2 separate regions of the Mus musculus genome follow, and region 2 is linked to region 1. A link is a loop called in an ENCODE intact Hi-C map of the cell type or tissue named here. Cell type or tissue: heart. All regions are shown on one strand. Links, peaks and the distances in the headings refer to the core of each region. The heading gives the core; the rest is flanking DNA. Region 1 has its middle 23 kb from the start of Gm30263. Region 2 overlaps Syt7 (synaptotagmin VII).

Region 1 (15,357 bases), core at 2,674-10,673:
CACCCCCATACATGTGGTGGTGTGTATGTGCCTGTACTGACATACATACCATATGTGCACACACACTAATATTAAAACTAAGGTGGAGATATTGACCTCTGCCCTCCATGTGCAAGCACATATGAATGCACACACACATGAATGCAGAGCGGGGGTGGGGGGCTGCAGACATTCCCTCATAGAAGAAACAGGGTGGGTCATTAGACTCCACCCACTGAGATAGCAGCTAGGACCTCCTGAATCTCCCCACCAGCCGCATGTAATTCTGCATGAGTTGCTTGTGGTCTAGGGGTCTCAGGAGGTGTTGCAAAGAGTATGAGGGACTACGGAAGAAGGTGTCTTACTTCATGCTGGGGTGAGACTTGTCAGTGACGTGGCCGTTTAGGGGTGTCATCACATTCCTGGAAGTAAACCCAATAAGCCCATGGAATTCTTGCTTCAGTCAGGCAGTGGTGACCTATCTGCGGTGAGTAGCCACTTGCTCACGTCCAAAAGTTCACGCAATGGGGTCATGTGCCTGAGCCTGCTCTTTCATGATGAGTAGGCTAATGAGAGGGAAAGGAAGGTCAGAAGCTCCTACAATGCACAGAATTTTACCAGAATAATTAGTAGAGTGGAGACAGGGCTGGGGAACCCTTCACTTTGGTAACCTTGGTAATTTTGTCTCTTCACCAAAGCCAGCTATAGACATTGCAGGTTTGTGTACTCAGACAGACCCTGCTCTCAGCCTCTGGCTCTGTAGCCACTCTTGGAATTATTATTAATGCTAAATTTACATTTAAAAACATTGTGTGTGTGTGTGTGTGTGTGTGTGTGTGTGAGCTCGTGCTTGCACACCTGCGTGTACCTGGCACCATACACAGGTAGAGGTCAGAGGACAACCTGTAGGGGTCAGTTCTCTCTTTCCACTCTGTGTGTTCTTAGAATTCACCTCATGTCAGGGTTGGTGACAAGTGCCTTTCCTTCCTCTGGCAACCTCCCTGGCCCCGCCATTTTGGAGCTTTTAATCAGTTACGTGTGAGAGCCCCATGTTTCCTTTTCCATTGCGCTCTGCAAATTATGTAGCTGGCCTGTTCCTAATAATAATGCCAATTACTGACAGAGCTGGCTGTACACTTGGCACCAGGTCTTTTTTTTTTTTCTCTTGTATGTAAGTCACCTGCCCCTCACAGCAGCCAGGTGGAAATTGCTTCTCTTCAAAGCCAACCCACATGAGAAGGCGTGCCAGGCACTAGGTACTCCATGTCTACTGGGGCTCCAAAGGCTCACAGCGGGGCAAGGGGTACCATTACCACCCCCGTTAGAGTTGGGGACTGAAGTCCAGGAGAAGTAACTCACCACAGTTTGTAGCTAGGGAGAGTTCCAGCTGCCATTTCAATTCCCACGTGTCACCCCCGTGTCCTCTACATTGTGTGGAAGCCAGCACAGGCCCTGACTGTCTAGCCAGGGCTTGTCTCATGTGCTCTGTACCCCCACACTCCTCCTCCCAGCCTCCATGCTAGCTGTGTGACAGGCACCCCACAGTACCTGGGTGGGCAAGTCCCTCTACCCACGCTGTCAGTTCCCGTTGCTGCCGCCTCCTGGTGTGACAGCTGCTGCACCAGGCCCAGGTGTGCAATCTGTGCCCCCTCCCCCTGAAGGTGTCACTTTCCATCTCTCCTCGTGGTGCTGAGCTCATGAGCCTCCCAGACCACAGCTGCTGCTTCTGGGACTGGGCTCATCAGTGATGTTACTGCTAAGATGACAGTTCCAGGGGGACTCAGGGTGGCTGGAAGCCAGTCCGCAGGGATCCTCGAATGCTCAGTCTGGCTTATGCAGCTTCTTATCTGAGAGTGAGGTGAAGAGGCTGGGCTCAGCAATTAAGGATTTAGGGTCTGGGCATGTATAACCCTGAGTTCAAATTCTAGATTCAGCATTTAACGGTCCCCTGGAAAAGCTGAAAGAGTGAAAATATAGGTGCCTTGGTGAGGTTCTCAGCCCTGACAGAGAGCCTAAATTTCAAGTGACAACTTGGGCATTTACTACACGTGGGACACGGTACTATTCCAGGACTCACCCTGTGCTATCCTCCGGGGCTTCTGTTGGGACTGAGCAGCCTGGTGCCTGTGCACCCCTTCCTTGGTACCTTGTAAGCCATTATGGTATCGTTGAATAGGATTGCTACTGAGTCCTCGGCAGATGAGATGTCCTGCTGGGAGGGTCAGAGACAGGGCACGGGGAGGGAGAAGGCCAAGTTCAAGGCCATGTGTCCATAGCTCTGGGAATCTGTAGCTGAAGCCGTGGGTCTCTGGATACCAGGCTGGTGACTAAGGATCAGGAACTAGGGCACCAGGAAGCGTTACACAGATGTATAGACACAGTGTACTTAAGGGCAACTCTGGCCATGGAGCAGGCTAAACCCACATCAGCCTGACTCTCCGCCAGCGTGTGGGGGTAAAGGGCAGAGCTCTAGGTCAGGTCCCTTTGCCCAACTCTTAGAAAGCCCCCTCTTCCCCACTCCCAGGCCCTCTCCCCATCACTATGCTCACCAGCCCCTGCGGAGCTGGCTAACGCACTCATTGAGATGCTGCAGCGGAGGTGGGGCCTAGGAGGACTTTAGTAGCCAGGTTCAAGGAATGCAGAACCACACTCTGAGTGGCCGGCATCCACAACATCACAAAAATACAAGTCGTGAAAATTAATCCTAATTTGGGCTGTTGAGTTCTCAGTCTGGTCTGTCTGAGAGACAATTACCCCCAGAGGTCACAGGAGTCCTCACTTAAGGCTCAGAGTCACTAGGCTCTGGTTTTACACACAAGGGTAAGAAGCAAGGGGGAGAGGACCTTCAGCTTGGGTGACAACAAGCCACTGTTTTTCAAACCTGAGCTTGTATACCAGCTGCCTCAGAACGACCTGAAGACTGAGGAATGTATAGACTCTTGAGTCACAAAAGAAAGATAGTGATGGATACTCTCAGAGGGAGCAGAAAGTACTCATTTATATAGACAGTGAAACATACGGGAGGTGGACAAAGGGCAGGAGAGTGGGAAGGGAGGCTGTGTAGCAAGTGCAGAGGCTCTGCACCTTTGCAGCGTGGGAAAGCTCTAGAGACCTGATGCACAATCGGATATTTACTACTGGACTGAACACAAAAACAAGGGGTGTCCAAAAGGCAAGGGACACCAACTGTGTGGCTGCAGTTCAATCCTCGGACCCACGTGGAGGGAGGAGAGAACCAACTCCTAAAAACTGTCTGTCCCCTAATGTTCGTACATACCACGACATGGCACGTGCCCACATACAATCATAGGCCACCCAGCCCACGCACAAATAAATGTCGAAAAAGCAGTTGCTTGGTGTAGTAGCACACGCCTTAATCCCAGCACTTGGGTGGCAGAAGTAGGTGGATCTCTGTGAGTTTGAGGCCAACCAGAGCAACACGTGAGACCCTGATTCAGAAACAAAAACAACAAACAAAAAGCAGCTAAAATTGAGGCTGGGGATATGGCTTAGTTGACACAATGCTTGCCTATCAAGCACAAGGGCCTCGGTTCAATCCCCAGCATTGTGTAAGTCAGGTACAGTGAGGCACACCTGGACCCAGCACTTAGTGTTGTGTAAGTCGGGTACAGTGGGGCCCACCTGAATCCAGCACTAAGTGTTGCGTAAGATAGGTACAATGGGGCATACCTGGATCCAGCACTCAGGAGGTAAAGAAGCAGGAGACTTAGAAGTCCAAGGCCAGCCTTAGATAAATGCACAGTGAATACAAAGCCAGTCTGAGCTAATGAGACCCTAAAACACTCAGTATGAATTCAAGACAATGGTCTAGGCTTGTGACTCGTGCACTTCAGAAGATATCTCGTTCAAGGCCAGCCTGGGTTATAGGGCAAGGCCTTGTCTCTCAAGCAGGCAGGAGTGGGGCTGAGATACTAAATTTTACATTATGACCTTTTTTTGTGCACTTAAAAAAATTCTTTACAATCCTGCCCCTGGCACCAAAGATCCTTTTACTCTCATCTGAGGGATTTGAATTTTTACTCTCCTGGTTGGGGCTGGGAGGCAGGGAGTCAGACACATGACTTGCTCATGCAGAGCCAGGCTCAGAGACCTCTGAAAAAGCAAAGGCTGTACTGAGAGAAGTCCTCCCCTCCCCCTGCCCTCACAACCTCCCTGCCTAGCAATCATAGGAGCCCTGTGCCCTCATCTCGCCTCTGCCAGCCCTAGTGAACTTCTAAAGCACAAATCCGATGCAGGCACGCAGCTCTGCAGCTCTGCGGCTCCATGAAAACCCTCCCAGCCTCCTGCTGGCCTTTGTAAAATAGAAGAAGCGACTTCAACAGAGCCTGTTCAGGGAGGGATGGCAACACACTGGGCCAGGGAGCCTCTGGTGTGGGCAGAGGTCCCACCAGGGTCCCTGCCCAAAAGACAGAACAGAATTGGGCTGAGAGAAGCTTTCAAAAGAGAAAGCTGTTTTGAGCAGAGCTATGGGAAAGGAGGTGGTGTTGGCCAGCGCCCCAGGGAAGGTGAGAGGAGGTAGGACCCAGGGTAAGGGGCAGCAGGGCAAGGAAGGGCAAGGAGGTACATCTCATGGGTGACAGGTAATCAGGAGACCTGCACTGGTGAGGGCAGGCATGGGAGGGAGAGCAGAGAGAAGATAAAAAGGCAGTTTGGCTGGAGCTAAGGACTGGGAGCTCTTAGGGCTGCCTCTGTCTGTCTGTCCCCAAGGTGGTGTCAGGCTTGGGATCTGGTTGCTGACTCTAGGATGTCCCCGTTGCTTTCCTTACTCCTGGGTGGGGGCTTTAGGGAAGGTGATCTTGTTCCCAGCTACCCACTCCTCTAGGCTCAGTCTGCCTCTCCTTCCAGCCTATGGATCCTGTCTCCTCTCAACTACACAATCAGACTGCCTGTTGATAGGTTTATCTATAGTCACTCATAATAGGTGTTTAGTAAAATCTGGTGGACTGTTGAATGCATGGGTCTAAGAGGGCAACCCCTACAGATCCTCAGACCCCACTTCTACCAGGGCCCCTCGGGCTTCCTAGGACATCAGAGATGAGTCGGGGAGTCACTGTAAGAGAGGTCCATCCTAAGGGAGGTCAAGTTGCAAGTCTCACTTATCTCATGACCAGCCATCCCAAAGGAACGCACAGCTTAATACGAAGAGGTCCCAGACAGTCTCAGCAGGTCCAGTCAGAAGCCCCCACCCCCACCCCAACTGCAACACCCATTGTCAGCCTCACCAGCACAAAGGAATCCACAAAGGAACTGTTCCCATACCCAGCATGCATTCCAGAAAGCTCCCTTCCACCCAGAAGTATCAAAAGATACCTTTTACATTCACTGGTACTCACTCACAGGGGGGTCTCTTCTCCCTACCCACAGCCAACCATACAGCCTCTCAGCTAGAGCCCGCTCAGCATAACAGCCACAACTCCTAGAAGACCCCAAGTTCACCCCAGAGGCCAGTGTCTTGTGACCCTCCTGCCACAGAGTCATCATGGTGTAGCTCATGCAATACTTCTGCTTTTCAGGACCAGGGAAAGCAGAGATAGCCCTGTGAACGCTGGCAAAGAACTCATTGAATCATTGTTGGCAGGGAGGTTAATTGGATACAGATGTAAGCTTGTTCCTGGGACAGGTATGTTAATAGGAGCTAAAACTTCTGAGAAACCTCGGCGCTGGAGGGAGAGATTAATTCATCAGAGTCCAAGGTCACAGTGAAACAGCACCCAGAGAGCACCCATCGACAACTCTGACTTCTCACCTCCTCACTACCAGTGCCCTGTGGTTCCCAACAAATTCCTGCCCCTGAGGACCTAGGAAATAGCGCTGTGCAAGGCTGGTCTCGGAATCACTGATGGAAGCTTTGCTGTGATCCTGTGTGGGGTATCATCTCAGCTTAGGAGACTGAGGAACTCGAGGTTTGCTAAATGAGATGAGATTTGTCCCAGTTGGCAGTGAGAGGCTCTACAAGGACCCTGACTTCAGTCTCGGATTCATTCTAGCCTGGACCACAGAATGGCCAGGAAGACGTTCTCTCGCTGTCCACTAGGAGGCGCCAGTTCTCCCTGTTGGTACCAAATGCCGTCGGGACCCTCAGCCAGAGTGGCTTTCTTTGGTTTCTAAGCTAGCTGGCCTGCTAGCCCTCGGGTTAAGGTCCAGAGGCACAACAATCCTTCCCTTCAGTTTCCAGGGGTCAGAGAAATGGTAGGGAGGGTATGAAATCCACAAGGACCGGGAGCCGATTATCACCCGCCTCAGTTCTCATGGGAACCCCAATGTGTTAGATCAGAGTGGAGTCAGCTATAAATGGCAGAGGCTCAGAAAGGCTTGGTAACTGGAGGTCACAGACCAAGACTGTGGCATTCAGGGGCAGGAGAGTGCTGGTCTCCAGGCCTGCAAACCAGAATGGTGACAGAATGGTAAAATACTACACAGAGTGCTCCAGTTATGTCTCAAAAGTGATGAGCTGAGGGGCGCACATGATACAAGGCTGGAGCAGCCAGCAGGGTGTGTGCGTGGTAAGGGTCTCCCTGGTGTGGGTGCTTCTCTCTGGGACATTGGCACAGTGAGGGGGACACAGGATGGCTTTGGAAAATCCCAGGCTTCCCAGGCAGGTGACAGAACCAGCTCTCCCAGCCAGACCCAGCAACGTGGAGGCCAGAGCCACCTGACTCTAACTATAAATAGAGAGATGACGGAAGGCTCCGGAAGCCCAAGGGAGGCCAGAGAAAGGGAGTCTGATGCTCCCTAGAGACTGAGGAAGATACACATACAAGGCACCCTTCTGTAGTGTGCCTTCAAGGTCAGCTAGGAGTCCTGCAGAGGGCTGAGGAGGGGACTCTTGGCAGGCACTGGCTCAGAGGGTGGGGCAGAGGTGAGCAGAGCTGTGACAGATGACAGGTCCCAAAGGCCAAGGGGCTTTGGAAGCCAGAGGGAAGGCTTTGTGCTTCGTGCAGAGTCGCGCTCTTACAGGACTTCTGGCAGCGTGTTGGAGAACGGGATGAATGTCCAAGAACAAGAAAGGCATAAGAACAAAGAGCGAGTGATTCAAGGCCGCTGGGGGGCACAGTGCCAGGAAACACAGCCAGCCTTCCTGTGGAACAGAGGCAGATTATGGGATGCCGGAGGCTGCCGGCTGGCTCCAAGTGTGTTCCCCACCGAACTCCTGATGCTGAGCCGGACACAAAGTCACCTGAAATGAAGATGGCAGATCCAGCATATCCCTGAGTTCCTCTTAAGATATCTATAGTCCTTCTGTGATGTATAAACCTCTTGTTTCTTCTTTGCTGTGCTTTAATGTGCACGTGCTTGTTGGAACTGGAGCAGCCGTTTGGGACCAAGAAACAAGTACTAATATAGGTACCCGCGTGTGGGACTGCCATACCAGCCCTGAAGTAGATACCTCCACCTTCTGTTTACTTGGGAGAAAAAAGGAAACAGTATGTGGCCACTGTTGCTTTGTTGGTTGTGTTGTTGTTTCTGTTTTTGTTTTAGTTTTAGTTTCTTTCAGATGAATGTATTCTAAGTACATACAGGTCATTCATGAATCTCCCGAGAGCCCTTATACATGGGCCATTTTACATCTGATAAGCACCTCAGTCATGCTAGATGATTCTGCATGAAAATTAGCAGGTGTTAATCCTTTCCAGAATCTTCCCCGGGGAAGCAGCGGTGGAATGCCCGCCCGGCCATGTGGCATGGGTGGTGTGGATAGATGTCTGTGCCAGGGCAGTCAGCCCTCCAGACAGCTTTGTCTTCTTAATCTACAAGTCAGAGCCTTGGGACCACCAGGGTCCCTGAAACTTCTACCACTCAATGCTGGGCCACCCTTGTACCTGCCACTATGCTGTGTATTCCAGGCTAGCTGGCCATGAGCTTGCAGCTCATTCCCCTGTCTCTGCCATCTATCTCTGCTGGAATAGCTTTGAGTCATCACATCTCAAGAACTGAACTCAGTGTTACTAAGTTTCAACGGCAAGTGCATTCACCCTCCGAGCCTTCTCTCCATACTCCTATTGGTTCCTTTTGTCCTTCCTGGATGGGTAGGATTGAATGATCACCCTATGACAATACTAGTCACAAAGCCACCATGTATCAAAGACCCCAGGTCACCCCTTACAATAATCAGCTTTCCATGAGGGGACTGTGCACGCGCCTCTTCCCCTTGCTGGGATGGAAACCTAGTTTCTGACCTTCACAGGAACAACTTTCCACTGTGGCACCCAGAGAGATGCTGTTGAAGGCCACTTCTCAATGCACCGAATCCCTTACTGGATGGTGAGCAAGCAAAGGAGCAGGAGGCAGCTGAGAAAACATTTCCCCGCAGCTTGAGCTGTCTCTTTGACTCTTATATTTATTTTGTTGAGGTCACAGGGCCTTTAAGGGGGGTTGGAGAGCTGGTAAGGGCACTCCGGGCCCACATCCCTCTTCCCAACATCACCTTCCAGTGGACAGCACATCCCAGGCCTGGGAGAAACAGGTCACAGGGGTGAGGCAGAAGGACCCATGGTTGGAGGTGAAGGGGTGCAGGGTGAACAAATGGATTCAGACTGCCTGGGTGGGAGCCCTATTCTACCACCAGTTCTGAGAGTCCCAGGGCTTTGACCCAGCCAGGCCTCCAGTTCACGATCATGTCTCCTAAGGCATTGTGAGCGAAAGGTGACTCAACATATGTCAAATTTTAGGACATTGTGTGGTGCCTGAAACCTGCCCACAAAGCATGAGCTGCCTGTACGTCATCAGCATCATGAGCACGCCACCGCAGGGAGTAACGCCATGACTGAAACAGGCCTCTTCACGAAGGACGTGACCCCGCAGGGGTGTAGCTTCTCACTTCCTATTTCGTAAAGAGCACTCTCTGCCCACCTGATACATCACCTCCCACTCCTGAAAGGGGCTTGGTGACTCTAGCTCAAGAGAGTAGTCTGCATCCTACTGCATCAGTGTCAGAGGCAGCCAGGAGTTTGGAGCCTAGGCAGAGCCTAGGCTGGATCTGAATCTGAGATCTTAATTCCCTGATTCCTTTGGTTGAGATGAGCTGATGTCAGTGGCTGCCTGTAGGTTTAAATAACTCCAGGTGGTCGGTGACAGCAAGGAATATCTGGGGCCAGAACAGTGAAGGGGCAAGGGTTTCCCAGGCTTTGCCGATGGATACTCCTGAAGGCTGGCACCCTGTGTGAACCAGAAGTAAGAGTGCAAGGTGATGACATGCCCCAGCTCCTGCCATGGGGTGGGGTGGGGTGCACACCTGAGAATGACTTTATCCAGGCACTGAGTGAGGGGCTGTTGTCCATGATAGTTCAGAATGGAAGAACTGTCCCACTAGCCTGTCTCTTTCCTTTGCATCCTGCCCCAAGAGGCTAACTCTGCTACCCAATTCTACGTATGAGGAACCAAGACCTGAGACTCAGGGGTGGGGTTATTTTCCATCAAGCCTGACCCCAGAATCCCTGCCTGATCCTACCATGCCTAGATAAAACCACTGCCAACATCTGGAGTGCACAGCTTGCAGGCACACATTCACTCCAACTCTTTCCAGCTCCTCCAGCTGTGTCCCACCCCCCCCACCCCCCCACACACACATACACACTTTTTTTCCCCTTTTACCAAGATTGGTGACTTTGAACTCCAGTAACTCACAGAAACAACAAGGTGTCTCTTTCTAGACTTCTTGGAGCTGGGGATGGAGCTTGTAATTGACAATAGATCTCTGCAGCAGGGGAACCTGCAGGCAGAGTGGGGAGGCAGATGGAGGACTTCCTGGAGTGGGCAGTTCTAAGCAGGCTGGAAGAAGGGAAGTTCCCCTGTCTTTGTCAGGGTTTGTATTCCTGCACAAACATCATGACCAAGAAGCAAGTTGGGGAGGAAAGGGTTTATTCAGCTTACACTTCCACATTGCTGTTCATCACCTAAGGAAGTTAGGACTGGAACTCAAGCAGGTCAGGAAGCAGGAGCTGATGCAGAGGCCATGGAGGGATGTTATTTACTGGCTTGCTTGCCCTGGCTTGCTCAGCCTGCTTTCTTATAGAACCCAAGATTACCAATCCAGAGATGGTCCCACCCACAAACTAATTGAGAAAATGCCTTACAGCTGGATCTCCTGGAGGCATTTCCTCACCTGAAGTTCCTTTCTCTGTGATAACTCCAGCTGCGTCAGACGCTAAACCAGCCAGTACAGCCACCTAGGCACTACAGGAAGGTGCTGCACTTGCAGACAGACTGCCAACTGGCCGGTGATCTAGGGCATGACAATTCTCCTGCCTCTGCCTGTGCGTCGTCGCTGTGTAAAGCAGAGGTGTTGAGAGTCACACTGCGGGACTAGGGATGCGGCTCAGTTGGCAGAGCACTTGCACAGCCTTGGGTTCGATCCCCAGCACTGTATAAACTAAGCTATAGAGAGGTGTGTGCCTGTAATCCTAGCACATGGAAAGTAGAGGGAGGAGGAGCTGAAGTTTGAGCTGCACAGCGAGTGGAGACCAGGTTGGACTGTGTTAGATACTGGAAAAGGAGCCGGGGAAGGGAAACTGACTAGAGGAAGAGGAGTAAGGCTTCCTGGATGCGCACTGGAGGAGGAGTCCCGACACGGAGGCCCCGCCCACTGCAGGCCCCGCCCACTGCAGGCCCCGCCCACTGCAGGGCTAACATACCACACCACTGTATTTGGACGAACATCATGATTGGGCCCGTTCAGTTTTGCTTGGTGCCCCATGCTATATCTGTGGTGTCTACTGGAACCTCACAGCCACTTTACCCAGCGGTGCACTGTGTTCGGATGAGGAGACATGCCCAGAGAGGCTGGCTGACTTGCTGAAGGCTGCACAGCTGGCAGGTGGTAGAGAGAGAGAGAGAGAGAGAGAGAGAGAGAGAGAGAGAGAGAGAGAGAGAGAGAGAGAGAGCTTGACACTGTCTCATTCAGGATCCTGTGTCCCTAACACTTGGACCACTTCTCCCCTCCACCTCCCCTGCCGGGCTTCCTGTCAGTGGGTAGTTCCATTCTGTTTCCTGGTGATTTAGTGGCCCCAGCTGCCACCTGCCTTGTGCATTGGGGAGGGTCACCCCTGGAGCTCAGTGCCCCCACCGGCCTCTGCTACATTCTGACCCATCCCCAGGCTGATGAGAAGTCCTGCCTTCCTCACTGCCCCCCAGGGCGTGCGTGGGGAAGGTCTGGCTCTCTCTCCCCTAAGAAAAGGGTCCTGGGAGGGAGGAGTTTCATCCCCTGTGCCGAGACTCTGTTGGCTAAATTTAGGTGTTAGGATGCAGAAGGAAGATAGTAATTAAGGAGTGTTGTGTCACTTTCCCACTGCCTTTCACATCCCTTGAGCAGTCACATGCCACTCAACACTTAGGGAAAAAGAGGGAGGAGGCTTGGGTGGCCCAGAGGAGAAGGAGGAAACAGCTGAACGGCTGGGTTTAGGAGCAGGGATATCCAGACCTACACTGCAGATCTGAGTTGTAGGGGCTGCCTGGGCTATTTACTATCCTGAGGCCCTGGGACCCAGGGACCCTGAAGGAAAGGTTTCAGAAGGATAATTTTCCATCAAACACCCCAAGGACTTCCTCCAGTTACCACTATTTACAATCCCAACCTAGTGCTATTACCCCAAGAGCTCTGCACCAGGGAAAGGAAGGGGCCAGCTATTGATAGTGGGGAAATTGAGGTGCCCAGGTGTGCACAGCTGAGGCCTGAGGAGATGTGGTGTGGACCACAGACGCCAGTCAGAGCTTAGCCTTGGCCTCTGATTCTGGCCCAACACAGTCAAAATATCACTCTATAAGAGAGATTCTAAGAGGAAGCTTTGCAGAAGAGATGAGGTGGCCAAGCCCTGGACCGCAACAGCTGCCTTTGGGGGGTGTTGTGATTTAATTAAATTGATGAATTTACTGTTTATGGGGAGTACAGGTTGACTGGGTTCTTCTTCAGTTACTCCCTGCCTTTGTTTTCAGATTAAAATTTAATTTTATTACTGTGTGTGTGTGTGTTCATGAGAGAGACAGGGACAGACAGACAGACAGACACACACACACACACACACACACACAGAGAGAGAGAGAGAGAGAGAGAGAGAGAGAGAGAGAGAGAGAGAACACGGTAAATAACTGCTGAGCCACCACTCCAGCTTCTCACCTCAGTTTTTGACACAGGGTCTTTTCCTGAAGGAGCTCAATGATTTCCCTAGACTGCTAGGCCAGCAAACCTGGGATCCTCCTGTCTGCCTTCACACCACAGCCTTTACATGGGAGGCAAGGCTCGAACTCCGGTCCTAATGCTTGTATGGCAAGCACCTCCTCAGGCCCTGTTGTTCTTGAGACTGGGTCTCAGGTATCCCAGGTTGGCCTCAAATTCCATATGTATCTGAAGATGACCTTGAATTTCTGACCCCCCCACCCCACCCCACCCCCGGCCTTCCACCTCCTAAGTTCAGGGGTTACTAGTGTTTATCACCATACCCGATTTATGAGGTGGTGGGGGTCAAACCCAGAGCTTCACACATGCTGGCTAGACAAGACTCCCATCCAGTGCCTCTGTAAAGAGTAGCAGGTAAGTGTGGCCATCCCAAAGGGCCCAGGCTGCTGGCAAAGCACTTGAGGTGTCTGTGATGGGGTCTTCCTGCCTGTAGTTTTATCCCTGGCAACATAAATGCAGACCTGAATCACCCAATTAAAAATTGGGCAAAGGATTTAAATACACATTTCTCCAAAGACCTGCAAATGGCCAATAAACACATGCAAAGCTGCTTAGCCCAACTCACCAGGGAAATGCAAATCAAAGCCACAATGAGAAGCCTCTTCAGACCCGCAAGGGTGGCTGGAATATAAAGGCAGGCAGACAATAGCAAGTGCTGGCAGGAGTGGGAAGAGATTACAACTCCTGTGCTCAGTCGGTGGGAATGCAAGATGGCGGAATTGTTTTGGAAATCCCACTTGGCACTTCCTCAGAAAATAAACCACAGAGTTACCAAATGCCTCAACAATTAAACTCCCAGGTACATGCCTCAGAGAACTGAAAACATGTGTCGCCCAAAGAGTTATACTGGAGTGCTTTTAGGAGTGAGATAAAATAGAAATCATTGAAATGTCTACTAGATGATGGGTGGATGTGGTCACAGAGTGGAATATTATTCAGCAGTGAAGAGGATTGAGGCACTGATAGGTGATATAAAATAAACAGACATTGAAAACGTCATGCCGGGCTGGAGAGACGGCTCAGCAGTTAAGAGCACTGACTGCTCTTCCAGAGGTCCTGAGTTCAATTCCCAGCAACCAGATAGTGGCTCACAACCATCTGTAATGGGATCCAATACCCACAGTGTACTGAAATAAATAAATAAAATCTTAAAAAAGAAAAGAAAGAAAAAGAAAAGAAAAGAAAAGAAAAAAAAAAAAGAAAACATCATGCCAAGCAAAAGAAAAAACAAATGGCCACATCTTGTGTGATCCATCAGCACTACCCAGGCAAATTCACACAGTCAGGCAGCACACTCGGCATGTCTAGATGATAAGGAACAACTCCTCACGGAGGTTAATGAGATTTAATTCAGGATTAATGATAACTAAAGAAAGGCAGGACATATATTAAAAGCCATGGAAGTATACAGTTTAGAAAGGACAAGCACTTAAAAATCTTACATTTTATTTGTGTGTGTGCATGTACATGTGTGTGTGGATGTGTGTATATGTGTGTGTATGCATGTGCTTCATGTGTGAATGTGTGTTCTTGTATGTACATGAGTGTGCATGCAAATGAGCATGTGTGTGCATGTGTGTACATGTGTGTGCGTGCAAGTGAGCATGTGTGTGCATGTACATGTTTATATGTATGTTTCATGTGAGCATGTGCATGAGCATGTGTGCATGTGTGTACATGTGTGTGCATACAAATGAGCATGTGTGTGTTTGCATGTGCAGGTGCCCATGCGGATCAGGATAGGTAGCCAGATCCCTTAGAGCTGGAGTCACAGGCATTTGTGAGCTGTGCAATATGGGTACTGGGATTAGAATTCAGGTCCTTTGCAAGAGCAGTGCACACTCTCACCTGCTGAGCCACTTCTCCCAGCCCTGAGAAGAATGAGTTTGATAGCATATGAATTACATATCAATAAGGCTATTTAAAAAAAAAATCCAGAATAGCCTCTGAAATTTTTGGGACTGCAGATGAAGACCCACATACCATATGCTTAAATATTCCCAAACCAAACAAGCTGTTAAATAAAATATGTTCTCTTCTCCTACCTCGACATACACACCTTCACAGTGGCAAAACAGGAGTGTGGGTAAGTCCCTGGCTTTTAAATGCGTGGAAACTGGTGTTTGGGTAGCCCACTGACAGGGCCGGCTGTGTTTAGACAAGCGATAGTGCGATACATAATTCATAAATTTTTATTTTATTTTATAAAATGTCCATGTATTCACTTCACCAAAAATGACTAATTTCTGTAATCATAATGATCCAAAGAAATTAAAGGAATGGAGATTTACCAAAAGATAAAACATGCGGCTGGAGACGAGGCTCCATGGGGAAAGCGCCTCTTGCATTCTGTGGGTCCTGGGTTCCATTTCCAATAACTGCAAAAATAATGATGCAAGTTAGAGCAAATGGAATTTGTAAAGATGTGTTTAGTGAATGTATGAGTATCTGCATCAGTTTCTGTGTACCACATGTGTGCTGGTACCCGAGGAGACTAGAAAAGGGAGTTAGGTTCCCTAAAACTGGAGTTACAGGCTATTGTGAGCCACCATATGGCTGCTGGGAACCAAACCCAGGTCTTCTGAAAAAGCAGTAAGTATTTTTAATCACTGAGCCATCTCTCCAGTAAATGAAAATTTAAAATATTTTTCCCCAAAGATATTTTTTCTAACATTCAAAATTATTCATTGAAACAAAGAGGTAAAATAGAAATTATAATTAATGTGATAGTTGAAATCCTCATTTGAAATCATATCTCAATTAGTAATCTTTTTGAAATTTTAATAAAATCCTGTTAACCAGTTTTTGTAAAATGATTAGCAATTGTAGTATTCAGCATCCATGAAGTAGTAAAAAAGAAAAAATCAGTATCATATTTCAAGCACGTTTATATTAAGTTTATATATACAAATAAAAGAGTAGTAAGAATTGTTTAAACATTGTGAAAGGTCCCTCAGCTGCAGTGGGCATGGCTGAAGATCCTGCATTAATTCACAAGAATCTCTGGAACTGAGGGCTAATGTAACACACCAAGAAAAGCAGGTAAAGGGGCCCTGCCCAGAGAAGACAAACCTAGTAATTTGCCTTTCCCTTCATTATGTCAGCTTTCTAGTACTATAACAAAATACCAGAGACAATCAACTCAAGAAAAACCTTACTTAGCTCACAGTTTTGAAGGCGTCAGGTCA
Region 2 (15,357 bases), core at 2,408-10,407, 95 kb after region 1:
TCCTGGGCAGGGAAGGCCGGATGGTGGTGCTATCCCTGGTATTAGGGCTTTCGGAACAGGATGACTTTGCCAATATCCCTGACCTGCAAAACCCAGGAACCCAGCAGAACCAGAACGCTCAGGGGGACAAGAGGTACGAGCACGGGCGAGGCCTGCGGCAGCGGCAACAGCGGCAGAGAAGGAGGCACGGAGAGGCCACCTGCCTCAGCCGGCCCTGACTGCTGGACGAGGTGGTGGTGTCTTCAGCAGATGCTGGGGCAGAAGAAGCCCTCCAGCTGGTGTTCTGTCCCCTGACCACTTGAGTGGTGTCCCATGGGTCTATGAAGGGACCATCCTGGGACCATTCTGGATCAAGCCTGCTCCCCAGCATGCTTGTCCTGGCCTGGAGCAAGCCCAGCCTCCTGGGCCCCATCTCCCTGCTTGCCTCCCTCTGCCGCCCCTCCATCTTTCATCTCTGCCCCACCCCCAACCCAGAAATCCCCGTTTCTCCGGTGGTTGGTGAGTGAGGGCGGATGTTGGGGAATGGCTAAGCCTGTTCTTCCTCATCCCCACCATCTCAACCTCCCCCTGCCCTGCAGGACCCGTTATGCCACTCAGCCATGGAGGAAGAGCCCCTGATGGGGAGGGTCTGGGGTGAGGAACCATGGGAGAGGCCTGGTGACCAGAAGGGACCAGAAGGGTGGCCCCTGAGCACAGCCTCTAGAAAGGGGATGTGGGGCCAGCTGTTCCCAGCAAGGTCAAAGTCTGGTTCTGCCAGGCTCCCTGGCCCCATTGCCTTTCTCAGGGCCCAGTGAAGGCCAACAGTAGCCTGGTGGCTGCAGTACAGGCTGGACCTCCTAGCCTTCTCCACCTAGAATTCTGGGAAGCAGCTCCTGCTGTTCCCTCTGTTGAGGAGTGGGTGAGCGGTGCTCCTAGGTAAAGGGAGGGTTGAAGGTCGCAGGGTTTATTAGCACTCCCAAAGGTGGAGTCCTTACCTGCCTGTTCCCTCGACCTGGCCTTAGGCTGTGTTCACATCTACTTGTGCTCAGTTCTGCATTCCATGAGATCAAAGACAGGGCATGTGGGCCAGCATTGGTTTAGCCGGAGCCTTGCTCCATGACCTCAGACAAGTCAGAGACCCTGTCTAGGCCTCTGCATCTGCCTCTGTCAAATGAAGCACTGAGCAGGGTGACCTCCGAGGAACACACACTGCTTCTAATGAGGAAATGGGCCCTAGGGCCGGGACAGTTGTCAGATCCTGTGAGCTGAGCAGAGATCAGGTTTAGACTGGTAACCCTGGTGCTCATTAAAGGCCTTTAGGGACAGGAAGGGACTGCCCCAGGCTGCTGCTAGAGGCCTGTAGCTTAGGAGAGATAAGCTGTATTTGACAGCTATCTGGCTATCTCACAGTGGCTTCTGGAGACCAGCCCTCTCTTCCCTTCCCACTCTGAATCCACATTGCATGTCTAGTGGGTCAGAAGTCCCTACCGAGTAGGAGGGGAGAACCTGTTCCTCCACTTGGTGCCTCGGCTGGTGTCAGTCCCTGAGCCCGTGTATGTGAAGAAGGGGTTGGGGGAGTAGCAGAGACTGCCACCCCCAACCTAACTGGGTCTGACAGAAGCCACAGGGTATCAAAGATGGGCTCTAAGCAGGCCAGAGGGCCACAAGCCAAGGGGGGTGGGACCAGGGACAAAAGGATGCAAGGGGGACTGGAGCCCTCTGAAAGCCTGTGAAGAACCCAAGCCCTTTGCCAGGGAGGGCTAGGGGGAAGGTGTGAAGCGTGAGGGAGCAGATGCAGGCTGGAAACGAGATTTCACATCACCCATGTGTTAATTAACCGACTCCATTCTCACCCAACAGCCTATTTATACCTCCTTGCCACTCAGGTCTCCATATTTTAGTACACCCATCCCTTCTGATCATGACATCAGCTTGTCCTCTGCCTGCCTGGGAAAGGTGGGTGTGGAGGTGGAGGCTTTGGGCCCTTGCCACCACCTGGCCCCACTTTCCCAGTGGACACATGCCATTCTCACCTGCTCATGCCCTCCCATATTTGAAACTCATTTCTCATAGCTCTTGGGGTGTCTCTGAGTGGGTAGCTTCAAGGGCTACCCTCAACTGACTCTTCCCTAGTAAGTCCCCTATCCCATAGCTTAGCATATGTGCCCCCACTAAGCTGTCACACCTCTGGGATCCACCCTTTGACTTCTGGGCCTTATAGCTACAAGCTGGCTCATCTATCCCTTCCTCTAAATCATGCCCTCTCTACCCCAGCTGACCCTTGGACCAGGTGTCTTTGCTGTTGGAGGAAACACTCAGTCCCCTTGGTCTGTTAAGCAACAGGCTCATGGGGGGGGAGAGGGGGAGAGAGAGAGAGAGAGAGAGAAGCGAGAGCACTCTGTGAGGAGAAGCCACTTCAGGGTTCATACAGAAAGGATGGGTATCTATCAAGGTACGGGGATGTTAGGGACAGTCTGCCTCTTACCCACTCAACATTTCTTTGTCCCCTGGGGGCTCCCTTCCAGAATCTCCCAAGCCCTGGGCCTCAACATCTATCTCAGGTACTCTTAGGTGTAGGAGTGGGATGGGGGATGGAGCATCCACCCTTGCCGTCTGTCCCACTCATTCTCCCACACCACCCACTGCGCTCTCATGGCCATCTTTCCAGCATTTCACCTTTGCTCCTTGGGATCCAAATGGTTTCCACCGTGGCCCCACCCTCACCCCGAGTGGGGGGCAGAGCGGACCAGGCCACCCCCATTGCTCGCCTCCTCCGAAGCCACCATGTTTCTTCCGCCTCTGTGTGTCCCCCGCCTCCTCTCTGCCTCTCCTGTCGGCCGCCTCGCTCCTCCTTGTCCCCTTGTCCACCCAGCAGCCTTCTCCACACGTCTGACTAACCTTTCTTCGCCTCTCCCCTCTTTCTCTGTCTCTCTTCTCTCTGTCTCCTCCTTCCATCTGCTCCTCACAGGGGTGTCCCTGGGCCAGTGACCAGCCCCTCGGCCTCTCCCTCTGCTGATCCCTATGCCTATCTCTCTGTCCTGTGACCTCCGACAGCTTCAGGGGTGCTGACCATCTTTTCCCAGGCTGCTTTGCAGCTATGCTGACGCTGTGGTGTGGCCAAAATAACTCCGACTTTCTCATACCTTCAGTAGTCAATCTCACGCTCTCTCCTCTCCTGCTCTATTTTTAACCTGACTTTACCTCTCCAGCTATTTTCAGTCTCCTCTTCCTCCCCGTGCCTGTCTGTGTGAGCACGTGTCTCTGTATGTGTGTGTGTGTGGTCCTGGGGGGGTGGGCTTGTATGTACCTGCTACTCTGTGCACTGGTGTGTCCGCACCTCTAGGGTGTTCAGGGAGAGGGCAGGCAGGTGGGTGGACATGTTATGCCCTGTCTCAGCGCAAGGCCAGGGTCTCAACAGCAGGTGTATGGTGCACCTGATGGCCGGCTGTCCCTGCCTTTCCTGCTTCTGTTTTGTTCTAATTCACATGCACACTTTCGCGTGGCTGGGTCTCCCCCGCCCTCCACCTTTAGGGATCTAAGTATGCCCTCAGCTGTGTGTGTTACCACAGAGGTGCTGGCTGCACTGTGCCTGTCGCCTTTGCTGTCTTCTCCCTGTCACTCTAGATATCTGTTGGGCTTGTGTGAGTTTTTATGTGTATGTATGTGTGTCTGTGTGTGCACGCCCTGCTGTTGGATCCTGGTGTCTTCCCAGGGCCTGGCATATTCTGAGCATGTATGTATCTGCCTGCTGTGGCCGCCCATGTACTTCAAGCTGGTCTGTGCCAGGGGATGTGGCTTGTATCCAGCCTGTGTGGCTCTGTGCTCTCAAAGCTGTTTAATTTTAGCCTTCCCTAAGCCCTACACCATCTCTTCCTCACTGCCTGTTCCCACCTTTTCCTCCTCATGAGACATTCCAGCCTGGTCCCTGGGCAGGGTCTTAGTCGTCCCTTCCTAAGTCCCAGCTGAATGGAGCCTGGGCTAACCACCTGACTGTTAAACCAGAAATCCCGGCCCCCTGAACCAGCATGGCATCGGGTATGGACACGGTTGCCTGCTAGGTGGCAGCCTGCCTTTCTCTAACTCTGGGTGAGAATCTTATCAAATGTGTTGTGTGAGTGGGGAACGGGGTGGGGACTAGGGCTCACGGGGTTATCTCTTGCCCTAAATGGCTGTTAAGGCTGAATGGGCACTTCTTGTGCCATGTTAGAAATAGAACATAGGGTCTTGATTAATGTTGGATAAGCAAGCACTTTATCATACAGCTACATCTTCAGCTGGTAAAAGAGCTTGTATTAAATCAGATTAAAGCGTTAATGCTCAGGGCTGGGGTGATGGCTCAGTCAGTAAAAACACAAGGACCTGAGCCTCTAGAGCCCATGTAAAAAGAAAAGCTGTGCATAGTGGCTTTGGAAACCCTGTGCTGAGGCACTGAAGTCAGGCAGGCTCCTGTAACCCACCAGCTAGCCACACTTTACAAGCTCCAAACCAATAAGAGACCCTGTATCAAAAACAATAGAGACAGCACCTGAGGAATGGCAATCAAGGCCTTCACATACACGCATATACATGTGCATATCCATATGCACATACAGGCATGTGCACAGTGCTTCACTCTGGCAGCATGCAAATGTAATATAGAGATTCCAAGCACGTGGCTGGTACTGAGTGAGACAGCTCAAGAACACTTTATCACAGCAGAGAGACATTGCCAAACAGAGCCATGTGGACAGTGGTCCCCGCCTCACCTTGGCTATAAGCTGAAGAACACCTTGGCTCTGCTCAGGCCGAGCAAACACAGGTGGGGCTCTGGGAGAGAGGCTGTGGAGTGTTTATAGAGGGTAATGACGTGGCGAGACACCTGGACAGGCCACCTAGTGCCTCCCCTTTCCAGACTGGATGGAACAGGTCTCCGCAGAGCTGAGGAGCTCAGAGAATAGCCATGTAAGCCAGAGAGCTGGGGGGCTTTGGGGAGTAACAGGAAGTGTGCAGGCTCCCTCTAAACAGCCCCCACAAGGCAGCTCAGCCAATCACCTGAGACAGAGGCTCAAGAAGGATGATCCCCAATTGTGAGTCTTCAGGAAACACCAGGCTTTCTGTGAACAAGGGTTTCACTCCTGCTGGCCCACAGGAAGTGACAAGGGCTGATTTCTCAGAGAAGATCCTGTGGCTACCCAGGCCCATGGAGCCCAGCCCAGCCCTACCTGAAGCCTGTGTTCACTGGAACTCCCTACCCCCACTTCCAGGTTGCCTGCAGGAGGGAAGGCTGTGAATACAGCCCCAGTGCCCGGCCAGACGCCACACGATGAGTCTGACCGCAGAACGGAGACCCGTTCCTCTGTCTCGGACCTCGTCAACTCCCTTACCAGCGAGATGCTCATGGTGAGAAGGGTTGGGGACGGGCTGTTGGGGGACCAGAAGTAGTCAACTCAGTCAGAGACTTAGGTACTCAGTCCCAGCCAGGTGGCTTTGCTGACTGACTGAGGCCCGCTCCTCTCCACCCCCATCTTTCATCGAAATGCCTCTCCGTGCCTCAGTTTCCTCATTTGTCTTCCTTTGGTCCTTTTCTGAGCTGAGAAAAAGACTAGGAAATCCTACTCATACAAGATGTTTTTAATGTCCTGGGAGGAGAAGCTGTGGGGCAGTGGCATGGAGGCACATGCCTCTTCCCTAAAATGGCAGAGATGGTAGTAAGGTGGAGATCCCAGGGGTGACGGTCTTGTAGCCCACCAGTGACCTCGGTTGCTCTGTGGCTGACTGGCTTATAGTCCCAGGCTAGGTTGTTCACCTTAGCTGAGGCTGCAGTTCTCATGACACCCCCTGGTGGCACCAATGTGTTACAGCTACTTGTTCTTTCCAGAGGCCCAAGGACAGGCTTGGCAAGTTGGCAGACAAGAACCAGTTAAGGATCTGGTGGGCCGGGAGTTCCTGGAAGGAAGGCTTAGAGAGGGTTATGGTGGGGACCCAGCACCTTCTCTTTCCACTGGGTTCCCATACTGAGAAGGCAGGGTCTCACAGTTTCCGGGGCTGCCAGTCTGTCCTATCTCAAGTAGCAATGTGCACACAGAGTCACAAGGCTTCCGGGTAAGGACTCATGTTTCCAGGCATCAGGCCTGAGGTGGAGCGTGCGTCTGCATGCCCCTTGGCCCGTTTGCAACTACAACTCTGTGTAGGCTGGTTGTCTTTTGCTCTGTGCAGCCCATTGCCACAGACCACCCTGCCTCATTGCCTAGCCCCCTAATTGGTGCTATTTCCCGGTAGTCAAGTTCCCAGAAGGGACAGCCCTTTCCCAGTCAGCTGGCCAGCCCCTTACTGCCCTGAGGGAGAGGCTGGCAGACTCCAGCAAGCAGCGGAAGGAAGTACAGGCCCATCTCTCTCTCTCTCGTGTGCTCCACAGATGCCCGGAGGTGGGAAGGCAAGTCTAATTACCCAGTCCTCTGCCAGTGCCAGGTCATTCATATTAACAGTGACAGTAAAGATAAGCAGGCCAGAGTATGACCTGTGACCTCACTCTGTGGTGCTGTCCAGACCCCAGGCTGCTGAGGCTGAGGGCCAGGAGTCAGATACCTAGAAGTGGACAGAACCAACCTCTCTAGGGAGCATGGGACCTGGCACAGGCTGGCTTGATGTCCTTTAAGGCTTACTGCTGGGGCAGGGGAGGAGAAAGTTGGGCAGCCTAGTTGCCATGGCAATGGCTTGTTTACTAGAGCTCAGAGTTGGGCCTTGAGAAAGCACGTGGGTGCTTAGCTTCCTTCCCTTTAGAGGTGAAGTCTGCCCAGACAGACCAGATTTCCTCCATGAGATAGAGCATACTTAGGTGGGGCTGAGGCTACCCACACCTACAATGGCCTAAGATTCCCCCATAATATGAGAGGGAATGAGGGTGCAGGTAGTTTTGGCTGGCTCTGCCTACTTGTGCCATGAATTCTTTTACCCTCCTGGGAGTCCCACAGTCTTAAGTTCCATGGTCCCCAACCCCCCTCCCCGAATGCAGGTTCTGGAAGTAAAGTTCAGGGGAAGATGACTGCTGCGAGCTTAGGATGTGAGGACATCAGGAAGCCACATCCTGAGTGGGCCTAGGATAGAGCCTGTGGGCTATGAGATCAGCCAGGGACTAAGCAGAGGCATCAGCAATGGGCCTAAGTGTAGTTCAGGTGGTGGAGTGCTCACCTGGCATGAAGCACTGTTTGGTCCCTAGCACCTAATCAACTAGGTGTGGTGGCACGTGACCCATCAGTCAGGGGATAGAGACAGGGGTCACAAGTTCAAGAACATCTTTTCAACAGAGAGCATTAGAGGCCCTATGGGCTAAATGAGCCCCAGTCCCAAACACACACAGTGCAATCCCCATTCAGCCACTGGATGGAGCCCAAGGTCAAGTTCAAACTAAGGTCTAAGTTCAGGAGCCAAGACAAGTAGCCAGGAACCCACAGTTGCTGGCCACAAACCTGACTTCAAGTTATGACTAGCCATTCAGTCATTGGACTTGAGGTGAGTGACCTGAAATCTGTGTGCTCCAAGCCAAACTTTGAACATACCAGTGCCTGCCTCAGGGTAGAGTAAGACACAGAAGAGGCCAAGCACAGGGGAGAGTTAGTGTGTGGCAGGTGGCTGACCCGTGGGCGTATTTTCCATCACCAATGTATCTTGGACACTTCTCAGTGGTGCAGGCAGGTCTTTGCTTTCAGTGGCTGTGGGGAGGGCCTTCCTGTGACTTGGGGGCTGGGCCTGTTGAGTGGAGCTTGAAGTCAGAGAGGGTCCTTACTGCTATGAAAGCTTGTACGTGTAATTTAACCTCTTTGAGCCAGTCTCCTCAGCAAGAGGTGAGTGACAGCCGCCTGGCCTGGCCATGAGAAGGTGACGTAAGAGACTTCACCATGGTATGTGCCTCTGTCTGCCTTATGTCACTGTGATACTGTGTGGAAGAGCTGGGGTTGCCTCTCCAAGAAGCAGGGTGGGGGCAAAGATTTTCTGAGGGAATGTGGGGAGAAGGCAAGTGCCTACCATTTCATCCTACCTGCAATTCCCTGGGGTCCATTCCTGATTCCTTTCTATCAACTAAGGAGATGTAGACCATAAAATACCCAGGCCAGCAGGGCCCCTGACTGGGCAGGGTAGGACCTCAAGGCCTTCCATTATTCTTAGAGAATGATAACCCAGCTGGGAGAGCCCCAACTGCCCCCCTTCCGTTTCCAATGAAAATGTGACACTCAACCCTTCCTTGTGGCCACCACTGCTGTCCATACCTGTCAGGTATCTATTCTGAGGAATGGAGACAAGGGACAGGCATAGCCTGGAGGTACAACCTCAGTCCCCAGAGACCCCAGCCTGCTTCAGTCAGAGTCCCTGGGGACATCCTGGCAAGCCTATCTCAGTCATGCCCCTGGTGTCTCAGCCTCTCCTCATCTGAACACTTGCCTTTCCTATCCTGTAAACTATATCATCCACGGCCCCCAGAAAGCCCCTTTATAAGAGTTGGTGTGCCTCCCATGAGTCTGTAGGGCTGGAATAGGAGAAAAGGCCAGGCCAGCTTAGGGTGACTCTTAGAGACAGTTTCAAGAGGAGGTGGGAAAGCTGGCTGTCCTGCTCATGACTCTGGGGTCCATCCAGGAGGTAGAGCCATCCTGGCCCTGTTCCCCTCCCTTTCTGGTTAAGGCAGGGCTCTCAGAGCCTGAACATCCTCCACTGGCCATGAATGTGATAGGACACCACCCCAGCTGGCCACATGTTGCAATAAGGAGACATTGGCTAGCAGGCCTCCAGTCCAGACAGGTTTCTGGACCCTGACATGTTGCTTAGGAGCCTGGTAGACAGGATCCCCACCAACCCGCCATCTTTTCCCTTGCAGCTCTCCCCGGGTTCTGAGGAGGATGAGGCCCACGAGGGCTGCAGCCGAGAGAACCTGGGCCGAATCCAGTTCAGTGTTGGCTACAACTTCCAAGAGTCCACACTCACCGTGAAGGTCATGAAGGCCCAAGAGCTGCCAGCCAAGGACTTCAGCGGTACTAGTGACCCCTTTGTCAAGATCTACCTGCTACCCGACAAGAAGCACAAACTGGAGACCAAGGTGAAGCGGAAGAATCTAAACCCGCACTGGAATGAGACCTTTCTATTTGAAGGTGAGGCTGGTTGCTGCTCCCACTGATCCGTCCCGCCTGTGTGGCTGCAGTTTAGAAACATGGACAAACCCACGCCTGCGAGCGCACAGGCATGCAGGCATGTAAGATGCACACACACGCTAGACTCCCACGCGCACACACGCCTGTTGATTGGTCCCAGGAGATGAGAGAAGTCAACAAGCTGACCACAGGCTTTGAGGGGGGAGACTGTTACAGGCTAGGGTCCCACCTTATGACACTCAGAGGTACATTGCTCTGGAACAACCAGGTAAAGGGGCCCTACAGATCTAGAGAAAGTGCCAGAACCTTCCTGGACTCTTTCCTCCATCTTCATCCTCATCCTCCTCAGCCCTGGTCTAGTCTGTCTGAACTGGAACCTCAGATTTCGTACTTACTGGCTGTGTGACATTAAGAAAAATCCTAACCTCTCTGGTCCTCAGTTTCTTCATTTATAAAATAGCAGTAATGATGGTAATTAAGCAAATTAGTAACTTTTCAAAGCACATAGAGCAGGCCCTGACACCTAAAAGGTGTTGATATCAGCTCCTTGAAGATATGGTCTGTTGCTGGCCTTTGACTCCTTACTGCCATGGAAGGCACGCAAGATCTCTGAGCCATTCCCTCTGTCCGTGAGGCATTAAGCCAAATGTGCCCCTGCTCTCAAAGCCAATCTTGTCTCTCATATCTGAAAACATAGTGCAGTGAGGGGACTCCCTATCCCAGGCAGGGTGCTACAGTGGGAAGCCTGAAGTCTCCCCATAACCTGGTTCAGCTAGGAAAACTCAGTTCCTGTGGGTTACAGTTGCTTTGAGGTGCCCTGGCCTGGTCTTCTAGAGCCCAACAGGCTTATCCCAGGGACCCTTCCCCAACTGGCACCCAAGCCCACCAGTACCTGTGCATTCTGTGCCTTGACGTTGTCTGTGACAATGACTCTCTTGTAAATGCCTCTGTGTTTCTGGGCCCCTCCTCCTCAGGTCAACATGGTTACTGGGTTGAAGATGGCACAGTTAGCCAGAGGCTTGGCATGTATGGCCAGCACATGGGTGAGGCCCCAATCCTCAACTCTCTCACACAAACGTTCGCTCAGTGCCAACTTTTAGCTGGATCCTGGGAGTTCAGAGAAAAAGGAATCAGTCCCGTCTCCTGGAAGGCAAAGCTGCTATTGTGTCCAGCCATTCAAGGCAGGTCCTGACGGATGAGCTTTTGATATATACGAGACTGTTTCGTGTGGCACTGGAAAAACTGATTTAGATGCAGGAACCTCTCGGAGCCACTGATATTCCCAGGACACTTGTTTCCATGCATGTCACCTGAACAGATGCCACGGGTCACCTGGGCAAAGTCCCTTGGGGCCTTCAAGATGAGCAAGACATGTCTTCCCTAGTCGGTAGAAAGAAAGACGCACCCTGCGTGAATCAGAAGGATCGTCTCCAGATCCGCGTCCATCAGAGGCCCCTCTGGGGTTTCTGTGTCTTTGGGGAAGAGCCTACTAGTGTTCTTCCCGGCCCTTCCTCTCCGTCACTCCAGCTGGTGGGGCTCCCTCAGGTGTTCCCTTCTTCCTGCTCACACCTCAGTATCTCACAGCACATCGAGGCTGGCCTGTGCCCATCCTGGGTCACCTGTGCCTCCCAGAAGTCAGACCCACCTTCCTCCCTTTCTCTTCACTCTGGCCACGACGCGGGCCAGCCCACTGACATCTCTACATCCATTAAATTATTTATTCTGTGTGTGTGCACATGTGCCGGGGCGTGTGTGTGTGTAGTGTTCAGGTGCACATGCACATGCATGTGTGTGGAAGGTCAAGGTTGACACTGGGTGTCTTCTTCAACTGTTGACCTTCTTTAAGAAAAAGTTTTGCTGGGCAGTGGTGGCGTACGCCTTTAATCCCAGCACTTGGGAGGCAGAGGCAGGTGGATTTCTGAGTTCTAGGCTAGCCTGATCTACAAAGTGAGTTCCAGGACAGCCAGGGCTACACAGAGAAACCCTGTCTCGAAAAAACAAAAAAGAAAAAGAAAAGAAAAAGTTTTATGTGCATTTGTGTGCATCTACATAAGTAAAAGCCTTCTGTGTGAGGGGCCTTTTGAGGTCAGAAGTTATGAGCTCTCTATCATGATGCCACGCCTAATGACCGTTGTTTGATTCCCCAGGATACACATGGTGAGAACCAGTCCCTGGCAAACTGTCCTCTGACTTCCACATTCACACTGGTATATGAGTACCCATGTGTGCGCATGAGTACCCATGTGTGCGCATGAGCACACACATACACGCACACATTCACACATATAAATGTAATTTAAAAATATTAAGTGGCTACCTTGGCCTGGCAGGCCAGCCATAAGATAACGTAGGAAAGAGATGGATAGATCTGTTTGGGCTTGCCCTAGAGACAAGAAGGCACAGTGATAGAGTGTGCTACAGGGTAGCCCACCCCATCTGTGATGCCAGGAAAGAATTAGATGTAAAAGTTGAGAATTGGCTGGAGCAGGCATGGTGGGGGCTCACGGGTTAGGTCCTGATGAGGACAGAGGACTTCAAGGGATCAGGGGAAAGGTATAGGGATGGAGCCTGGGCACTGAGGGAGGAGTGGGTACCAGCCCACAGAAGGAAGACAGTGGGGCCACACTTTAGAAGGACTGGGTAACAAATTGGTCTGGCTTTCCTTCTGAATACACTGGGATGTTAAAAGGAGCAGGCTATGGCATGCTGTCTATTTTTAAAAAATCAATCTGGCCACAGTGTTGAGAATGGGCCACGGGAGGAAGCTTGGGAGCGGGAAGGGCGGTTTGGACATTCTCGTGGCTGCTGGGCAAAAGGTGATGGTGGTTTGGGTATCCATGAGTTCTGTTTAGGAAGAGCTGATAGACAGGCTCAGCTCTTGGAGGAAGTGAAGGAGAAGGCAGAGTCCCAGAGCACGGGTTCCATCTCACAGGCACCTTTCTAGTTTCCCTGTTCCCTCTCTTCCTAGGACTCATTATATGACAGCCTCATAGCCTCAGGCAGAGCCACTTGTCCAGACTTGAAGGAGGGAGCAAGGGGACCACTGCCCAGATCTGAAATGGGCACACAAGCAATGAGCTCATTGATGGTCTTTGTCCTACTGTTGGTCCTGGGACTGTCATGTAAACCATCTGAGCCTCAGTTTCCCCATCTGATGGGTCACGCGAGACAGTCCTTGCTGGCCCTTCAGAAAGTGCTACTGCAGTCAGCTGTGGCCCCCTGGCCTAGGCTGGTAGCAGAGGTTATAAGGTCAGCCCCACTCACAGGGCCTTCCTTCTTTCTTCCCCACCCCATCCCTTTTTCCCCCTCCATCTTCCCCTCCCTTCTACTCTCTTATCTCTCCCTTTTCTCCATTTTAACTTTTCTTGCTGTGATAACACTTCTCACCTTGTTTCTCGGCCCCAGGGTTTCCCTACGAGAAAGTGGTGCAGAGGGTCCTCTACCTCCAGGTCCTGGATTATGACCGTTTCAGCCGCAATGACCCCATTGGGGAGGTGTCCATCCCTCTGAACAAGGTGGACCTGACCCAGATGCAGACCTTCTGGAAGGATCTGAAGCCATGCAGCGATGGGAGTGTAAGGCCCCCTGTAGTCCCTTAACTGAAGCCATGTGGTCAGGGATGGCAGAGGGTCCTCACCCAGCCTCAGTCCCAGGATGTCAGCAGGGCTCAGAGTGGAATGAATCACCTGAACTGTGCAATGAGCCCAGGGCTTGCTCTGTTCAGGGAATTGAGAGCCCCGAGCAAGCACAGGCTCTCCTGTGGAGAGGAGGTGGCATGGCAGTGCTGACAGAGGGGCTGCTATCACCTAGGTCAGGGCATAAAAGACCTGTGGACAACTAGGCTCTCTGACCACACCCTCCCTTCTAGTTCCCACACCTGTCATCCCTGCAGGGAGAACAAGGGGAACATCCCCCTTCCTGTGGCCCAGCCTCACTCTTCTTTTTGCCCTATAGGGGAGCCGAGGGGAGCTGCTCTTGTCCCTCTGCTACAACCCCTCTGCCAACTCCATCATCGTGAACATCATCAAAGCTCGAAACCTCAAAGCCATGGACATCGGGGGCACATCAGGTGCTGAGGCTTATCACAGCAGGGTGGGCAGGCCTGTGGGGGAGCTTCCCGTGACACAAGGGTCACTTCAGATTCGGGAGATAGAAGTGTATTGGGGTCCTAACCCTAACCCCTGCCTGTTGGTCCTCTGACTAGAGATAGCAGAGCTCTCTGGACATATTCTGGGTCAGTGCCATCTTGGCAGCCAGGCTCCCTGAATCGGGAAGAAAGGCAACATTGTGGTGGGAAGACCCTGGTCCCAGCTCAAGCTGCTTAGGAAGACCTGTACCAGCATGAGAACACTGAAGCAGTGGCCAGGGTCTTTTTAGGTTCTACCTTATGCTAATGATCCCTAATCCCTCTTGTTCTTGCCTGACCTGGCCTAGTCACCCACTTAAAAAGCATGCAGCCAGCTCCCACTTAGGTGCACCTGGAAGGGCATGAGGATCCTTGAGTCCCCCACCCAACATACACACTCTGACCCTCTGACCCTTCCTCTACTATCACCTACCAGACCCCTATGTGAAGGTGTGGCTGATGTATAAAGACAAGCGGGTAGAGAAAAAGAAGACCGTGACAAAGAAGAGGAACCTGAACCCCATCTTCAATGAGTCTTTCGCCTTCGACATACCCACGGAGAAGCTGAGGGAGACCACGATCATCATCACTGTCATGGACAAAGACAAGCTCAGCCGCAACGACGTCATCGGCAAGGTAGGACTGGGCTGGGGTGCACAGCCAGGCCCAAAGGGTTTGCCCTGAGGAGGCAGCAGGGGCCAAGGATAAGCAAACCAGGAAAGACAGCCAGACAGGGAAGGAGGTAATTCCCCAAAGGTTTTCTGAGTTCCCGACTGGTTTAGCCCTACTTCTGGGACCAACTGAGTGGGGCTGTGGCAGAGCCCCTGCCAGAAACCAAAGACCCTAGTGACTTCAACTAACTGCTCTGCACAACGATGGCCGGGCAGTCTGCAGTAAGTTACTCAGCCTCTCTGAGCTTCTGTGTTATCTGTAAAAGGAAGCTGATGCCAACCCTGCCGATCGCCCCAGAGTAAGGTCAGAACCACCTGAGATAGAAGGAAATTCTGGATGAAGGTGACCGCTTCTTGCATGGTAGGCAAGAAGCCAGACATGACTTGAATTTTTCAACAACACAATTCTGTCATTCATATAAACCCTCCACTTTCTACTTTGAAAAGCATGTTCCTGTGTTTTTAACTCAATATTAGGACTCAGCACGGACACAAAAATCCAGCTGCCTGGGTCCGGGTTTTGTTGTTTGTAGCTTTTAGAATGGAACCCAGTTATACACTGCCACTAAGCTACACTTCTGGTACTGAAGCGCCACCCTTAAAAGCTGTCACCTCTCTGAGCCTCATTCTCTCTGCTGCAGATGAGAGTCAGGGAGTGATAGCCACACAGTGTAGTGGGAGCGTTTGATAAGGGCACAGTGAGACGCTCAGCCTGGCGCCTGAAGTACGTGTGTAGCTTCTGTTGTTGTAGATGCTAGCTCTGAAATGTTTCTGCCGATGGCGTGTGTGGTCATTTATTCAGTAACAGAAGTCTGACTTCCATTATGCTCTCTTGTTTTGTTTTGAGTCAGTTTCCCTGGCTGTCCTGGAACTCGCTCTGTAGACCAGGCTGGTCTTGAACTCTAGAGATCCACCTGTCTCTGTCTCCCTACTGCTGGGTTCAAAGGCGTGCGCCACCGGCTCAAGCTGGCCTCCTTATGTAGCTGAGTATGTATGGTCTTGGATCTCTGATCCTGCTGCCCCTGTCTTCCAAACACTGTGGTTGGTTACAGGCAGCTGCCATCGAGCCTGCCTGATGCAGTGCTGGGGACTGAGTATGGGGGCTCCATGTGTACTGGACAAGCACTGACCAAGTCAAGTCATGGAAGCGTGACCAGGAATAGTGCCGAGAACCAGTGATCAGGACAGAGGAAGTGAGGGAGTGGAAACACGGGTCCCTAGGTATATGTGATGTGTTTATAAAAAGATAAAGAGAGGAGGGGATATGTTCTATGGAGGTGAGGTGAGGTATGGCCTCAGCGGGCCCATGCCAAGGCATCCCTCCCCCCTGAGGGACCAGCCACACGACAATATAGTATAGAATAGAGTTTATTCAGGGTATGGGGAGGGGAGTTAAGAGGGTAGTAGAGGCAGAGAAAGGCAGAGGGAGAAAGAGAGTAGAGGAGTAGAGGCTGGCCATGAGCTT

Evidence for each region. Peaks named below come from ENCODE experiments on the same cell type or tissue, not always from the same donor. Only the 100,000 strongest peaks of a DNase experiment are listed, where the experiment ranks them.
Region 2: it touches region 1 in a loop (5-fold over the local background); 30 of 42 quality-filtered maps call a loop at or near these places.

Annotation. Positions count from the first base shown.
Region 1 is chr19:10,335,305-10,350,661 of GRCm38, forward strand. No RefSeq gene overlaps it. Among named protein-coding and RNA genes, the nearest start is that of Gm30263, 23 kb to the right of the region's middle. In heart, for the core only: a CTCF peak has its summit at 6,031 (motif pointing right); DNase peaks (open chromatin) are centred at 6,687 and 7,047; H3K4me3 peaks cover 214 bases; H3K27ac peaks cover 1,593 bases; H3K27me3 peaks cover 5,019 bases.
Region 2 is chr19:10,430,328-10,445,684 of GRCm38, forward strand. Syt7 (synaptotagmin VII) reads left to right here. Exons shown (of 12, transcript NM_001373944.1): 6 at 11-133; 7 at 5,223-5,358; 8 at 8,825-9,095; 9 at 12,501-12,670; 10 at 13,050-13,164; 11 at 13,658-13,857. Among named protein-coding and RNA genes, the nearest start is that of Lrrc10b, 19 kb to the right of the region's middle. In heart, for the core only: CTCF peaks have their summits at 5,802 (motif pointing left) and 7,327 (motif pointing right); DNase peaks (open chromatin) are centred at 3,104, 3,764, 5,894, 6,514 and 1 weaker place; H3K4me3 peaks cover 340 bases; H3K27ac peaks cover 814 bases; H3K27me3 peaks cover 1,950 bases.